Linked DNA regions of Mus musculus: region 2 is linked to region 1. A link is a loop called in an ENCODE intact Hi-C map of the cell type or tissue named here. Cell type or tissue: gastrocnemius. All regions are shown on one strand. Each heading gives the region's core, and the rest is flanking DNA. Links, peaks and the distances in the headings are about the cores only. Region 1 overlaps Tln2 (talin 2). Region 2 overlaps Tln2 (talin 2).

Region 1 (8,332 bases), core at 48-8,047:
GTAAGCTACTGCACAGTTCTTCCCAGTTGTGCTTAAAAACAGACATTGTGAAAGTATCATTGGCTTCCTTGTTTGTAAAATGGAAATAATTACTTACACCTCATGTCTTCTTTATAAGCTGGGATAAGGAGGAGACTCCAGGAGGAGTTAGGAAATTATTTCCAAGCATTGGCCCTTGGAATGGCTACTTTGGAATTGAGGAACTTTCTAGAATTCAGGATCCTGGTCTCTACTGCTGTCTAGCTCTATCACAATCTCAATTGAGTAGATCCTAGGAATCTCTAATGGGACTTCCAAAAATCTTACATTTTGATATCTACTTAAATGCATAAACCATTGAATAGTGTGTATGAAAGGTCTTGGTGGGCTCTCAAAAGCAACAGGCATAGGAGACAACATAAATCATTTTCTGGCTCAACAGCCAATTGACAGTGCTTCAGACCAAAAAGAATTTCAACTCTATGGTTTCTACTTTCCTCCAAGGATTTTGTCTTTAATGATGTCCTTTTGATATTGTCAGGTTAAACAGTTTTTCATCAGCATCCAATTGTCAGCTTAGCATTAGAGAGTATCACAGACGAGAGTGTTACAGTGCCTGTGTTGGGAAATGCCTACAGTTGGATTATGTATGCATTAGTATAGTATTTTAAGATAATACAAGGTCTTAAATTGCTGATTTAGGGATTAGCTGTCTCGGTCTCTATAAAGGAATAAAGTCATTAGAGAAATGGCTCCACAACTCTCTCCCATCCTCTTCACACTAATGAAGTAGCAAGCTGGGTTAGACTGTATCTCCCTTCTCAAAGTCTCTATCAGTATCCACTATGCTTTGCTTATGCTTCAAATACGGATGGTTTAGCAGACAGTGAGTAAATTTTGCCTCCTCAAGGCCATAGGGTGAGGTGCAGGAGGGTTTGTTTGACTTTCACCACAATAGAGCACCAGAACTTTGGAAACAAACCACATGTCTACAGGGGATGTTAAATTGTCAAATCCATAGTTTCTTAGTAGCAGTTAAAAGCCAAATGATCCTCTTTTTCTTTTTCTCAGTATTAATGTAAAGATAGGAAATGTCCTGTCAGTCCCGAGAGAATGGAAGTCAGGCCCTGAGTCATCCTTTGCTAGCCCACCAGCCTCGCTCACGGAGATGCCTTATGCTGTGATAGCGGCACCCACACAGCTGCTGTCAGTGGTCCAGCTGGCTCTTGAGAAATAAGCCTGGAATCTCTTGATGGTCACAAGAGTTGCTGGCAGCAGAGGATACACACGAAGGGTTTCCCTCTCCTCCCTGTAAAACACGACCTGGGATTTCACTGCTGTCCACAAACTCCTTCTGTGTCACTAACTTTGGTCATTGAGAAGTACTTGACAAGAAGCAACTTAAGGGAGGAAGGGTTTCTTTTGGCTCACAATTTGAGGGATACAGTCCAGCCCAGTGGGAAAGGCACAGTGGCTGGAGTGTGAGGCCACTGGTCACATTGCATCTGCAGTCGGGGGTGGGGGTGGGGGGGAGAGGTGTGAGTGCTGTCCCTCAGCTCACTCCCCTTTTTATTTATTTTGGGACCACCCAGCTCATGGGATGGCCCACATCCAGTTCTTCCTGGTTTCTTCCCACCTCAGTTAACTCATTCTAGAAACCCCCACAGAGACGTGACATGTTCAGGGTCTTTCTCTGAGGTAATTCTACTGTCCAGTTGGCTATCAATATCAACCATCACATTTACCTACCCTGATCTATCATCCAGGGGACCACACTTCACCTGGATCAGTATGCCCTTGACCTTCAAGGGGACTGTTGACTCCCATTCTTTCACAGTGATCTTGCCCTTTTCTTAATTGCTGTTGCACTTGGAGGCAGGCAGTCAAAAGATTGCTCTTAGATCCTCCAATTCTTTCTGTTGACTTAGATCATCACTAGGCATCCCTGGGCATGGATATTGGTGGACTGTAGTGTTGCTATGGAAGTCCTCCATGATGGAGATTCTGCCACCTCCCGCCTCATCTTCCACCACTCTCTGTATTTCCCTGGAAGTACCAGACTCACTCTTACCATCATGTGCTTGAATACTGTTCCCTCTTTCTGGGATTCCTTCCCTACTGTTTTTGTGGGCGGCCTTCTCCTTATCTGGTGAGACTTAACTAAATCGTCCTTCCTCTGAAATACTTTCCACTCCTGTAAGATGAAACTGGGACTCCATCTTGCCTGTGTCCCCTGAATGCCTTATGTGTACCTCCATTGTGATTTTGATTGGAGAAGTTAGAGCAGAGTTTGAACCAAAGAAACCTCTGAGGGGCTCTCTCCTTTTCCTAAGTTTCTAATTCTTACAAGTATAGCCTATCCTTGGCCAGGCTCCTTATGACTCCTAAGTTCTTCTCTCATCCACAGCTGGATGAAGGCACACCTCCAGAACCAAAGGGAACGTTTGTTGACTACCAGACGACTGTGGTTAAATACTCCAAAGCCATTGCCGTCACAGCTCAGGAAATGGTAAGAAGAAAAGGACTGGCCCCACCCACTGTGGGTTCCCCCTCTACCCACTGCCATCTGAGTCTTCACACCATGCCCACCACCATCTGAGTCTTCAAGTCTGAGATCTGTGTCAGGTAGACTGACCAGCCCGTGATGTAGGTTCCCTGTAATGGCATTTTCTCCCGGGACCCTACTTCCTACCTCCTCTCTGTGGTGCCTCTGGTTGCCTGTGGTATAGAAGCCCCAGGAAGAAGGAAGTAAAGTTGACTAAGTCCTGGGAATGAACACAGGGAACAAAGGGAGGAGAGAGCTTTCAAGAAAGCAGGAAATGAGCAACAAGGTCTCATTAAAAAGGAGCAAATCCTACTCATCTCTGGAAGGACTTGAGATGTTTTAATAGGGTTAAGTTCTAGTATAAGAGAAGATATTTGGGAGCAAAATAGTAAAAACATGAAGCTATCTGGCAAAATCAAATTATAATACTTGAGCAATCAGTCCTCTAGGCAAAATTAGTGTGGTTTTTTTTTTTCTAATTCCTGACAGCAGAAGTAATGGTTTTTTGTTTTTTGTTTTTTGTATTTTCCACTGAAACATAATGCAAACAACATTGTTCCAGATGAGTCTTCATAAATGGCTCTGGGAGTCAGTATGTGCTCTTGGCATTATAGAGTTACATGGAGGATGACAAATGTGATCTCAGAGAGTGCATACACAGAAAACATCCCTCTCCACTTGGAGCCCCAAGTGCAAAAGGATTGCCAAGCCCGAGGTGGCCATTGCAATGGCCTAGCTGGAGTGGCCAAGTCACCCCTCTCACTGGCTCTGTCATGCAACTGTGTGTCCACTAGAGGTTGAGCTTGGACTACGAAGGCTTCCCTGCCTGCTCTACTCATGCATGGGAACTCTGTACCAGGCCGACTGTTTAAATGAATGTGGCCTGAGGAAGGAGGGGAATAGTCACAGTCACTTCTGAGTGTCCTGGCAAGCTGGAGGTCACACCAAGACCATCCTTTCAGGGGAGTAGAGGGGACAAATCAAAGTCCCCTTACTGCGCAGTCTAGCAGTGGGATCTTTGAAAGGCATTTGTGAGTATCTTCATAAAGTCCCTGGAGAGTCTTCTGGGCCAGGCTTTGAACCAGGCTGTCTCATCCTTTGGCACCTATGATTCCCAACAAGCCTACCCTCCAGTATATGACATCCTGAGGTGGCTAGCCTGGCACTTTTGGTCAGAGTTGTTAGGTGAAGAGTCTTTGTGTTCCTATTAATGAGGCACAAATGGTACAGCTCATGGTACAACTTCATTCTTTTGGGATGCCAGTTGTATTCCTTGGAACCTACCTCAGTAGACAAGGAGTCCTTTGAAGGGGCTTTTTAAAAGCCCTTTAAGCTGTGCATGGTGGCACATGCTTCTAATTCCAGCCCTTAGGAAGTAGAGGGGGAATTAGGAGTTCAAGGACAGCTTGAGCTATCTGAGACCCTGTCTAAATACTAAAAGGAATAGTCCTTTAAAATCAAGCCTTTAAAAGATCACAAAGGGGGCCAGCAAGGGGGCGTAGCAGGTAAAGATACTTGTAAGCAAGGCTAAATGACCTGCATTCAGTCCCTGGAATCCTAACAATGGAAAGACCAACCAACTCTAAGTTGTCCTCTGGCCTCCACACATGCATTGTGGTGTGGACACACACCTACAAATAAAAATATATTTTTTAAAGATTTATTTTATTCATGTATATGAGTACACTGCAGCTGTCTTCAGACCCACCAGAAGAGGGCATCAGATCCTATTACAGATGGTTGTGAGCCACCATGTGTTTGCTGAGAATTGAACTCATCTGAAAGAACAGTCAGTGCTCTTAACCACTGAGCCATCTCTCCAGTCCCAAATTATTTTTTTGAAGAGTAAGAAAAGAGATAGGGCAGGAGTGAGATTCCTGGAAAAGAGACAGAGACTGTCTTTTAGGTGACTTTTTTGTTCATGGCAAAAAGCCAAGGTGAAGGCTAAACACTAAACTGAGGCACGCTATTCTGAGGTGCGGGCAGAGTGGATGCATGGACTGTGTGGGTTGTGATGGGCCACCATGTTTCCGAAGCACTTTGTGGTGCTTTGTTACAAAGTTACCCAAGCCCTTCCTTCAGTCCCTGATGTTGGTTTCTTCACTGGGTCTCCTTTGTGACTTTGTAACAGCCCTATTCTCAGATCCTTTCTTGCCTAGATCCTCACAGAAGCCGAATCAGGATCTACCACTCACAAGGATCATCCCCTAGAATGGTCCCTTGTGGAAATTCCTCTGGTGACCCCATATCCATTCTCCCTGAGATTGGGCCCTGAGGACTCGGTTCCACGCTGCACCGCCTTGCACGCTGAGCATGTGCCCATCCATCCGGTCTGAGCTGCAGGGCAGTCACAGCCCTGGCCTGTTGTGTGCAATGCAGCATGGGCTTCGCTTGAATTGCCCTCCCCAGTGTCCAGCCATTATGCTAGGCCTGGCCTTCACCTTCCCCAGGGGCTAAAAGGGAATGAAACCCTTTGGCTTCCCAGGGTATTAACACATGGTTCTGATGCTTCTCTTTGTGTATGTATTTGTGTCTTGCTTGTTTTCTTTTTCCAGATGACTAAGTCGGTTACTAACCCGGAGGAGTTGGGAGGCCTGGCTTCACAAATGACCACTGACTATGGGCACCTGGCTCTCCAGGGCCAGATGGCAGCAGCCACCGCCGAACCAGAGGAGGTCTGCCACCTTAAGGCCCCTATCTTAAGAAGCAAACACATGGTGCCCGTTCCGGGGGATGGGAGAGGGGAGGACCCTGTAGCCTAGTTCTATAAGACCCCAGCCCAAGAGCCAGGAGCAGGTTTCATTCCCCATTGCTGTGCAACTGATGCCCCAGATTCACTCAGAGCCCCAAATCGTGCCTAGAACTTGGACCCTTGCTGGGGCCAGTTGGCCAAGAACTAGAGTGCTCCGGAGAGTGACTCTCAGGTGGAAGGGTTTGTTTGCAATGTTCTGCTAGGCCCTTATAGCTGCCCATCTCCCTCTTCAAATGCCCAAACCTGGGGCTGCCACCTTCCTGCTTCCTGCTCCCCCTTAGCACATCCTATCAGCCATGCTTATGTTTTCCAAAGGCTCCCCAAAATATTAGAGGACCCACATGTGGGATTTCATATCTCCTCTCTTGACAACAATCTGCTTGCATGACACAAAGCCCCCGCCTGTAGGTTCAAGACCCACCTGCTTTCCTTATTCCTTTCCACAGAGGCTAGTGTAGGCGTGGCTTCGGCAAATCAGTACCCTTAAGAGTCTCAGAATGGCAAGTGTGCACACTGTCAGAGAGCAGTCATCTCTGGAAGCTGTGAGTGGGACCACACAGCACAGCTGGGGACCCAGAGGGGCCTGGAAGAAGTTTTGTCAGTGTGAGTGCCTAGAGAGGGTGTCTAGGGCCCAAGAAACCATGTGGCTCCTTAGAGAAAGGAAGTCCACTCTGAGATACAGAATGATGGAGGGACTGCGGGAACACGGGAAGATACAGGTAACCACATTCGGTGAGATGCAAGCTGTTTATTGAATGGAAACTTTGTTCAGTATTTTCTTAAACACTAGGGCATGGGGAAGCCACAGGTTTGTAACTGGTCTGCTCATTTCCCTGAAATAACAGACCCGCCCTCACTTCCCCAGTACTCTGGGTTGGGACCTGGTGTGTCTAACAAAGGCTTTTAAAGCAACCATAGAAACACAGATCCAAAACACATCACTTTCTAACATATGTCATAACCATGCATGTAAGCAGGCATATCATATATATGTACGGAGGTACATATATATTTCTAGCATGGAGTTCCCTCAGTTTCTAACCATGCTCCTGTCTTTACATTCCAGAGCAGTCAGTCAGGCCTCAGCATGAATAATTGTAATAATTATGTTACATCAGCAAGAAAAATACTGAATCTTAATTCCTTTTACACAGTTTCCCCCGCTTCCTCCTCCTCCTCCTCCTCCTCCTCCTCCTTCTCTTTCTCTTTCTTTTTAAATAGTCTTTCTGTTTCAGTAAGACCAGACTACAGTTCTACACTGTAATTTATCTAGACGTATAATTCATTTGGTCAACATGTAATTTTGAATTTCATAAACAAGTAAAAGAAAGCTTGTGTTACCGTCAGGAAGCATTTGGACAATGGGAAGAAGTAGTTGACTTTGAGTGGAGATTGCCAGGGAGGTTTGGGCTCCTCTCCACAGGAAGCTTTGCAGTGTGATCTAGTCTCATCTGTCTGGAATTGGAACACTAGCCTGCCTTTTCCATATGGACAAAGCTCTCAAGAGCTGGCCACCCCAATGCGGAAGCAATCAGAGCCTTGCTATGACACAGAATCACTGATTGCACCAAGCCAACAAAGAAAAGAATGTGTCGCTAGCCACACAACACGTCACCTTGCATGCTGGTGCCTCTGACATTGTCAGTAACACTTGCTGTTTTTGGCGGGGCATCTTGCGATGTATTTTACAGTCCAGACACAAGAGCAGCATGACCCGAAGCCAAAAATGAGAGGGAGAACATAAGATTACCAGTGGCCTGTGCGGGAAAGTTCTCTGTGTGCATTTGCCAGACAGATGCTTGGGGGGAAACTGAGAAGGTTAGGAGGTCCCTGAAGCAATATAGGGTGTTGTTTTGTTTTGTTTTGTTTTGTTTTGTTTTAACATACCAAAATTGTGGGAGTTATTTGTATACCCGAGAGGGCCCCATATCCCAGAATGTGAAAATATTTACATGCAGGGCAATTGGGAAACCTTTCCTTCAGAGTCCTGCGGTGTACCCCCAACGAGTCCGCATTCTGGTCTTTTCCACAATGTGACAATTACAGGAAAAGCTGGACCTCTGTCCTCAAACATCAAACAGGATCTTTCTCTGTTTATTTTTCCACAGAAAACTCAAGGCTTTGTTAGTAGCACTGTGGAAGTTCTTCAGAAAAGTGAAAACTCTCCTGGCAGCTTTGCAAGTTAAGATTAGTTTCTCTCTGAACACAGAGAGACCAGAGAGATGACTCAGTCATGTACAAACAGGAGGGCCTGAGATCAGAGCCCCAGCACCCGTGTAAAAAGCTACTCATGGCTGCACGTGCCTGTAATCTTAGTCCTGGGGAGGAAGAAACAGGAGGGTGTCTTAGGCCTGCTGGTCAGCAAGTCTAGCCAAATCATTGATGTCCGGGTTCAGTGAGAGAGACTGTCTCAAAGACTAAGGTAAAGAGAATTGAGGAAGACATCTGACCTTGACGTGTGGCCTCTATATGTGCATATAGAAGGACTTGTAACAGCACACATACATACAGAGAGGGAAGGGGCTGAAAATGGGGAGAAGGGAAGGAGGAAGAGAAAAAGGGATGGAGGGAAAGAGGGAGGGGTTAAGATCCTAGGAGCTACAGCTCCACAATGTAAGTCCTGGGGAAAGATTTCGTGACTATAGCTCTATCTCTAGGGAAAGTCACATCACCACTTTGTGAGCCAGGGAGAGCATTGGTTATGCGCCTGGTCCTACAGCCTGCACTCCCAGGTGGAATGGATGTGCACGCTGGCATTTTATTTTTAAAATCCCACCCCAAAACTAGCTGTCAGGTAGAGAGAAAGTGATGCCTGGTTCTGTTGTTCACACTGTCTTCCCTGATATGTTTTCTAAGTGGATCCGACAAGTTCCGATTGTCACCCTGGTCTAACCCTCTTAAGGTCCCCCAGCTAAGCAGCTCTGGTTGCTTTGAAAGTCTTCAAAAAGTCATTTCATTTTTGTTTTGACTTGGCAAGTAAAGGGAAAGTGATTGGGGGTGGGGGGTGCTCCCTCCTCTCCATTGTAATCGGATCTAAACCAGGGCTTTTTTTTTTT
Region 2 (8,332 bases), core at 316-8,315, 53 kb after region 1:
ATAATTCCAAACCCCAGCTTGCAGATGACAATTCCCCAGGGCCCTGAAGATAATGAGTAAACCAAGGGCTGAGTAGATGGCTCAGTGGGTGAAGTGCTTGCATGTACAAGCTTAAGGATCCAAGTTTGATCCCAGCACCCACATAAAAGCCAGACCCAGTGACATGTGCCTAAAATCCCAGTGTGAGAGAGGCAAAAATAGATCCCTGGGCAGCCAACTTCTGAACTCCATGCACGAGCACACTTACACACACCAGTAAGCTAGAATGGGTAAGAGTCGGTAATAAAAAGATGGAGACTTCCATTGACAGAGTCTATGAGATGTGCTCCAGCAATCTCTTCATCTTTGTTCACAAAGCATAAGCCTGGCTGTGCCTTACATTCTGCCCATCGAGTCTCATTTCTTATAAGACTCTTTTACCCCCAACACACGAGTGGGTGCTCCCTGCCTTGTCTCATAGCCCTTCACTCCCTCAGGAAACCTTCAGTGAATCCCAGCTCTGAGCAGCCTCTGTACCAGGTGCACCAAGGTACTCAGAGTTTAATCATGCCCCTGCCCTTAAGTTGTTAGACCCAGGCTAGGGCTGTCCCTGTCAGAAAGACCCAGATGCGACAAGGGCTGTAAAAAGTCGGCCCAGAGCACCCACAAACACTGACGGAGAGAAGGTGAGCCAGGGCCATGACATGCAGAGGATCATGAAGCCTGAGCCATCATTTCAAACACATTTGGTTAGAACCAAGGGGCAGTGGCTTTCTTCTGACCAAAGGCAGCCTGAGCATACTTCTGTAACAGGCACGTGCCCCTTACTGCAGGACCTTCAATTCCCCCTCAAAAGCATGGGCTCAAGCCAGAGAGTAAAGACTCAGTAAAGTGCTCACTCTCTGTAAGTACGAGGGCCTGAGCTAGATCCCCAGGGCCCACAGATGAAAGCGGAGCTGAGCGTGGTGTCTGATGTTTGCAATCCAAATACTGGAAAGGCAAAGATGAGAGCAACCCCGGGGCTCACCACCCGGCCAGGTTAACCTAACGGATGAACTTGAGACCACTGAGACTCTGTCTCAAAGGAAGTAGGTGGCATGTCTGGGGCTGTTCTCTGTCCTCCATATCCACACACATGTAGCCCACATAAACACACACATAAAAGCATTTTTTAAAATTAATGTGTTTTTTTGGGGAGCCAGGAACTATATTTCAATCCATCACTGAAAGAGCCGTACTTAGCCGTCAGTGTTGGAGGAGTTGACGTATCCCGCTGGCTCCAGATAACTTCTGTGTTATAACTTGGTCTCATGAACTTCATGTCTGTTCTTGCCAGACTCCTGCTCTCTTGCTAATGATGTCACGCATGTCTTGTCCCCTCTCCAGGCGGCAGGAAATGCTGTGAAAAGAGCCTCAGACAATCTTGTTCGTGCAGCCCAGAAGGCAGCATTTGGCAAAGCTGATGATGACGATGTTGTGGTGAAAACCAAGTTCGTGGGAGGCATTGCTCAGGTGAGTGGCCAGACACACAGGCCTGTGTGCCTGCCAAGGAAGACAAGGCTTATATTACAGCAGATGCTCAACAAAGCAGGGCCTTAAACAGGATGCAAGTCCATCTCTGCTGAGTGTAACTGTCCGTAGTAAGCCATGTAGGAAGGGGTGATGTTTCTGCTGTGTTTGAGACCCAGACTGCACCTTATTCTCCCTCCCTGAATGTTGCCGCTGGCAACTGGGTCCAAGATGGCTTACTTACCAACTTCAGTGTCCCATCTGTCAGGAAGAGGGAAAGGAACAAGCACTGGAATTTACAAATCTCACTTCCTCTCTCTCTCCCATGCCATTGGTCAACGTGTAGCCACTGTGCAGCATGGGAAATGGGAGATTCTTTTCTGGACAGCCATGTTCCTAGCTGAAAGTCAGGTATCCTATTATAAAGAAAGGTACAGAGAGTGAGTAGCAAGAGTACAGCAGCGATGTCTTTGAGATAGCCACCATGTCAGTCCCTCCACAGGCAGAATGGCCCCTTCTCTCGCCCAAGTCTGTTATAAGACTTGGGTTCCTTAGGCAGGGTTGTGTTCTCATGCATAGAAGTATAGAGGACATGCCAGGGAACCAGGCCTGTGGCTTTTGGATGATCGATTGAGTGTGTGTATGTATGTGTGTGTGTGTGTATGTATGTATATATATATATGTATGTATGTATATATATGTATACACACACACACACACACACACATATATATATATAATCAATCTGTTACACAGGGCTGTGTTCTTAACAGCACCAGGTATTCTCTGTGCCTTCCTGGACTCTTGCAAACTATTCCAGGTTTTAACTATAGACCAAGTTGTTTGTTTTGTTGTTTTTTGTTTTTTATCAGAAAGTGTTTTTTTATTTACTTGTTCCTATAGAAGTCTCATATAAAAGAGTCCCTGATCAATTGAATTTGGGAAATACTACCGCATCTAGTACCCCACACCTTGGTCAATAAATTTGTAGGCATAGTGGGCATGCTGGAAGAGTCCACTGAAGGGAACTTGTTTGGCTTTCTTGAACACAAGCTCACCTAGTCCCACTGTACCCGTTAGCCAGGATTCCTCAGCTTTAGGCCTTAGAAGCATGAGAGGTGCGCATTTGTTGTCTGCATCTCCATAACTTTCACATCCTTGTATTCAACCCGCAGTGGCTTGAAAATATTCAGGAAAAACTGCAACTCTACTGGATGTTCTGGAAAGGCTGTTTTTCTGGTCATTCTTTAAACGATTCCATTTAGCAGTCATGTGCATGCTGTTCACATTACATTCTGTCTTATAAGCCATCTGGACATTATTCAAAATATGTGAAAGGGAGCCAGAGAGGTGGCTCAGAGGGTAAATGCTTGTCATGCTAGCATGAAGATCTGAGTTTGATTCCCAAATCCCATGTTTTAAAAAAATAGGTGTGTTGTGCATGTATATATGTAATAGCAGTGCTAAAGAGGTAGAGAGGGTCTGCTAGCCAGCCAGCCTGGTTCCAGGTAGAAGTCAGAGACACTGCTCCCAGGAACAAGGTGAATGGCTCCCTGAGAAGCAACAGTCTCACACACACACACACACACACACACACACACACACACACACGCACGCACGCGCACGCGCACGCGCTCGCGCACTCACATGTATACCTATACATACACGAACCTGTACATATATATGTATGCATGCATGTACTCACCAAACAAATAATAATAGTACAGGAGGAATATTAATAGGTAATATGGGAATACTGTGACATTTTAAATCAAGGGCTTGATCCGCCATAGATTTGGCAGTCTAGCCAACTAGGACTCCGAGTCCAGGAATCCATCCCCAAATTTATATGAAGGCCACTTTGTGGTTGGGGGTCCTAGCTTTACCTCCCTGCACCCTTTCTACCAACTGAATCACTTTAATGACCCATCTGTCTCAGCCTCAGATCCCTCATTGTAAATACAGGCCTTTTACAGGCTTGCCACAAAAGCATTGGGACAGTCTAAGTCAAGTGCAGACACCAAGCCTGGTATCGATACCAGAGGTGTTTGCTACTAGGTTCCTACCCTGAAGTCAGCTCCCCCCCCCCCCAATCAGCTGGCTCATTGGTGTCAAAACCAAGCCGTGAGGTAGGCTAGTTTCCAGAGCTAAGAATGCTGTTCCCGGGCCAGCATTACGGCTCAGCAAGAAAGATGCTTTCATGGTAAAGGCACGCGGCCTGGGGCCTGGAGACCTGGGTCAATCCCCAGGACCCACACGTTGAAAACAGAGAACTGACTTCTACATATTGTCCTCTGACCTCCACATGTGTGCTAAGGCACATACACATACCCTCAACATACATAAATACATGTTTTGTTTTTTAAAAAAGAACGCTCATCTGCGTCCATCACCAGAGGGGCTGTGGAAGACAGGCCTTCACAAAAGCTTTAGCTCCGTTCCGCTCTTGTCTCCTTTCAGATCATTGCAGCCCAGGAGGAAATGCTGAAGAAAGAACGAGAGCTGGAGGAAGCCAGGAAGAAGCTGGCCCAGATCCGCCAGCAGCAGTACAAATTCCTCCCCACAGAGCTGAGGGAAGATGAGGGCTAAGACACCCCCCATGCTGGTGAGCCCCAGGAGGTGGTTCCTACTCCCCCAACAAGAACTGGACATACTGGTGTCCCCCAGAGCCAGGAACTTCCTGGAAACTGCTGGCCCTCCACCGGAGTCTGTCTCTCTCAGTCCTCAGTCCCGTCACTATCAGCTGCATGATCATGGTCTCACACGGTACAGTGTCCCACCCACAGCTCTTCCAGCTCCCCTCACGCCTCGCTATATCTCAGGACAGAGGGCGCATTTCATGGACTGTTACCAAAAAAGAAAAGTCAGTATTACGTTGTTCTCAGACACCTGTACTCCGTGTCCTCTAAGACTGCTCCAGGGCCTCTTTGTGAAATCACACTCGGGAAAGAACAATGCTAATAACGGCTCACAGGAATCATCAGTATCATGGACATAGAGATTCTCTCTCTGGAGAGAAGACAGCTGGAGTTGGACACTGTTAATAAAGCCAGAAACACTCCCAAGTGAACTCTGGAGTCACAGAGGTCTGTGTAAGTGTGGGGCACTGACTCACCCACGGGGGAGAAGATCCCCTACCCGTTTGCACGCTTTTCTCGCCTCAGTGTGTAAGCTCCTTGTACAACTACACCCATCTTGTATTCTGTGGCCCAGAAAAATGGAAGTTATTTTTTTTTCCCCCTTCCATAATCCAAAGGGCAGAGTTGTGGAAAGTGGTCAGGGTTAGGTGGGTAGGGGCCGGAATAAAATACTGGGCTCCTCACTCAGCAAAGCTGTTTCAGTTTATGCAGACACACACATGGAGACTATGTCCCTGATGGATCTCAGTGCAGCGCCCCCTGGAGGAAGAGTCAGGTAGCATTTAGGAAGGAGGTTCCCATGTTCGAGCCCTATTATCAGTTTCTGTGCACTTGAGAGGGTCCAAGTTCAAGAAGGAAAGTTATTTGTTTAGAACTTTGACCTTTGATCTCAAGGGGGCATTTCCCACCATTTATCTTAATAATCCTAAAATCTAAATGTCCCCTCTGGTCATTGTGAACCTGTGTGACAGCATTGCTTGTTGTCACAGAAGTGTTTTCACAGTACATCATCTGGGTGCTGCCCTTTCAACCTCCCGATGCCTTCCCCTCGTGCCTTTCCTCTCAGGGCCCTCTTCTGGAGAGAACATCAGAGATCCCTGACTTTACATTTGAGTTGAGCCCCTGCCTAAGATGAGGGATGAGGGAGGGCCTGATACCAAGTACCAGCATGTTAATGAACTCGTGAAGAGTTAGCAGGGGCTTGCTTAGACTGTAGCTCAGTTGGTAGAGTGTTTGCCTGGTTAGCATGCACAAAGCCCTGGGTCCCATCACATAAACTCGATGTGGTGCCACAAGCCTGTAATCCCAGCACCAGGGAGATAGAGGCAGGTGGATCAGAAGTTCAAGGTTATCTTTGGCTACATAGTAAGTCAGAGACCAGCCTTGGCTACATAGTAAATTATAGAGAAAAGCCTTGGCTACATGAGACCCTGCCTCCAAAAGAGGAGAGAGAAGGAAAAAAGGCATATGGTCTTCAAGGCTAATGGCTGCTGAGGGCAGACTTTCTCCCCCTTAATGATATGATACCAGTACCACATTGTATGTTGGGCTCACCACTTCCATCCAGATTTCTACCAAAGAAGAAACACTGGTACTCTGGTCCTCCGAAAGGAAAGAGAGAATCAACCCTCGACCTTGCCAGATGAGGCTCCTCGAGCAGACTCTCCTGTGCCACAGCTCTAAAACATAATGAAATCCTGACACCTTCCCAGATGTGTAGAGACTTACACATGCTGCACAAAGGAATCCCTTTCACACAGGTAGAAGGATCTAAGTACGGTGTGAATGAAAAGCAAATGCAGGGCACACATGGAAGGACTGAGGCTGAGCAGGGCTGCTGGAGAGCCTCCATGCTGGGAGCCCTTGATGCTCATGGGAAAGCAAACCGCCTCGCTCACCCTTGTTGAGTGTAACTCTTTTTGTTTGTTTTGTTTTTCCCAGACAGGGTTTCTCTGTATAGCCCTGGCTGTCCTGGAACTCACTCTGTAGACCAGGCTGGCCTCGAACTCAGAAATCTGCCTGCCTCTGCCTCCCAAGCGCTGGGATTAAAGGTGTGCGCCACTTCACGCCTTTGCTGGGTACTATGCAAAACTATTAAGCCAAACCCCAAAGTTCATGATCAAGACGGTGATCTCACACAGTAGGACAAGAGGCTCTCCTGCAGCTGGCTCACCCTCTTCCTGTAGGATATGCTTCCAGGCAGCTAGCCCCTCACCCCTCCTCCTACCTGTCCCCTGCCACATTGGACATTCCAGGGGCAGGACAGATACCAAGTGTCTGTCCCTACCCCAGGGTGGTTTAAAACTTTCACAGAAGTGGACACAGGAGAAGACCTCTAACAAATGAAGGCAAGGGGCCATGAGGGGAGTTTCAGGACAGTGGGACAGTGTCCTCCTGTCTGGGGTGATGTGCACTAGGAACTTGGGAAGAGGTCGTTCTCAGGTCTCTCCTCCATGGTCGTGGGCCTACTTCGCACCTGTCCCTTGCTAGCCCATGCTGTGTCCATGTATGTGAATGTCCTCGTGGCTGGCTGATCTCTCCTCATTTCATAAACCAGCGGAAATGCTGGGCTACAGGCATTACTTAATGCTGCTGCTTGTGTCCCCAGAGGCACTGAGGGGTCTTCTGGCTCCTAAGGGAGAAAGAATGCAGATGTAGTGAATTGCAGTTTGGAGTAGTTTCAAGGCCCATGGCCCAAGGCCTGGAACATGGAATTCATCTGTGAGGGGGACTGGGAATGCAGCAGAGTGCACTCCTACCTCTGGTCCCGTGAGGGAGGCCAACATTGGGTGTTGAATCCTTACACTGATCTTCCTGTCCTGTGTTTCCCTGTTTGATGGTTAAAAGTAGGATGTGCCTGATGGCTGGGAAATTGCATTTGGTTTACTTCTGCCTTTCAGAGGTCTTTTGGTTTTCAGGATGCAAAAGCCATGTTTGGTCAGACAGCCCTGGGTAGCCCTTCCACTGGCCAGTTTGGGAGGTGGTCTTGAAGGTCATCATAAGCTGATACTTAGGACCTAGGCAGTCCTCCAGTTGGCGTTGGTGATTTCCAGAGGCAGCTGCCCTGGCTTCAGTTTGTGCACGGGCTTTCAGGGCTAAGCCACCACAGATCTGCTGGCGCACACTCTTCGTCCAGAAAACCCTCTAAGCCTCTTAGCACACACATCTGCTTGTTGTCTGAGTTCTCTTCCGGCTGGTGAGAGTAGGGACAGCTGAAACCAAGTGTTAAAAACCGTGTAACGAGGTGTGACGGCGAACATTTAGAATCCCAGCACTGGGGAGGTGGAGGCAGGAGAATTGCCAAGTCTAAGGTCAGCCTGGGCTGGGTAACAAGATCCTGTCTCAGAAAACCAACAGCTAATGGAAGTAACTTAGTGTTAAAATGTTTGCCTCGTAAGTGCTAGGCCCTGGGTTGGTTCCCAGCAACACACAGACTTTAACCAAAATGTCCCACCACCTAAAAGCATGTATTTATCCCCACCTCCTAAGCGGCCCCAGAACCAGAACCTGATGAAGGAATTAGGGTGGAGGTGGTAAGAGGTGCCACTGCACTTCCTCTTGTCTCTCTGGCAGGTGGTCCCCCAAATCTCCCCGAGCTTTGCAGTCCAGGGCTAAGGTAGAGCCTCTGGGAGCTAAAGCTTAAGATCTCAGCACTGATTGTATGCTCTGCTCAGACACCTAGAAGAAACGAACTCGGTGACCGCGCACACAGACAGACACATCTGAGTTACTGAGCAAGTTGCAAGGAACTGGAAGAAAATAGTTGCTTACAGGCTGAGAGGCAACAGTGCTCAGAGTCCTAAAAGCCAAAGAAAGGTCTTAGGGGCTATGCTGGTGGCCCAGATCTCACCTCACCCCAGAGTCCCTCCCACTGAGTCGGCAGCCTCCGCTAGGAAAGACATCCTCCACAAATCGCCTGACGTCACTGCTCCATCAGGGTGAGCTTGCACTTGATGTATTAAGTTGTGGTCATTTGGAATGAGCACGAGGAGGGAACTTCCAGTAGTCTCACAATACTATGAAGAAGGGCTGACACTTTTCTGTGAAACAGGCTAGGTTTTATCTGGTCTCCCTGGAACCCAGCTCACTGCCCACCAGGAGGCAATAGCATGCGAGCCCCTCTGCAGCCACATCTGTCAGGAGACAAGAAAGGGAAGCTCTGCCCTTGTCATAATGTTTAATCACATAAATTAATTTATCTAATC

What was found. Hi-C counts contacts between places; a loop is a spot of excess contacts. Peaks named below come from ENCODE experiments on the same cell type or tissue, not always from the same donor. Only the 100,000 strongest peaks of a DNase experiment are listed, where the experiment ranks them.
Region 2: it touches region 1 in a loop (5-fold over the local background); 10 of 42 quality-filtered maps call a loop at or near these places.

Annotation. Positions count from the first base shown.
Region 1 is chr9:67,269,477-67,277,808 of GRCm38, reverse strand. It overlaps Tln2 (talin 2), which reads left to right. Exons shown (of 58, transcript NM_001081242.2): 43 at 2,387-2,488; 44 at 5,080-5,199. Among named protein-coding and RNA genes, the nearest start is that of Mir190a, 37 kb to the right of the region's middle. In gastrocnemius, for the core only: CTCF peaks have their summits at 3,311 and 4,238 (motif pointing right); a DNase peak (open chromatin) is centred at 3,313; H3K27ac peaks cover 3,282 bases.
Region 2 is chr9:67,217,135-67,225,466 of GRCm38, reverse strand. It overlaps Tln2 (talin 2), which reads left to right. Exons shown (of 58, transcript NM_001081242.2): 57 at 1,366-1,491; 58 at 3,949-8,332. The coding sequence ends at 4,077. Among named protein-coding and RNA genes, the nearest start is that of Mir190a, 15 kb to the left of the region's middle. In gastrocnemius, for the core only: a CTCF peak has its summit at 4,891 (motif pointing left); a DNase peak (open chromatin) is centred at 4,874.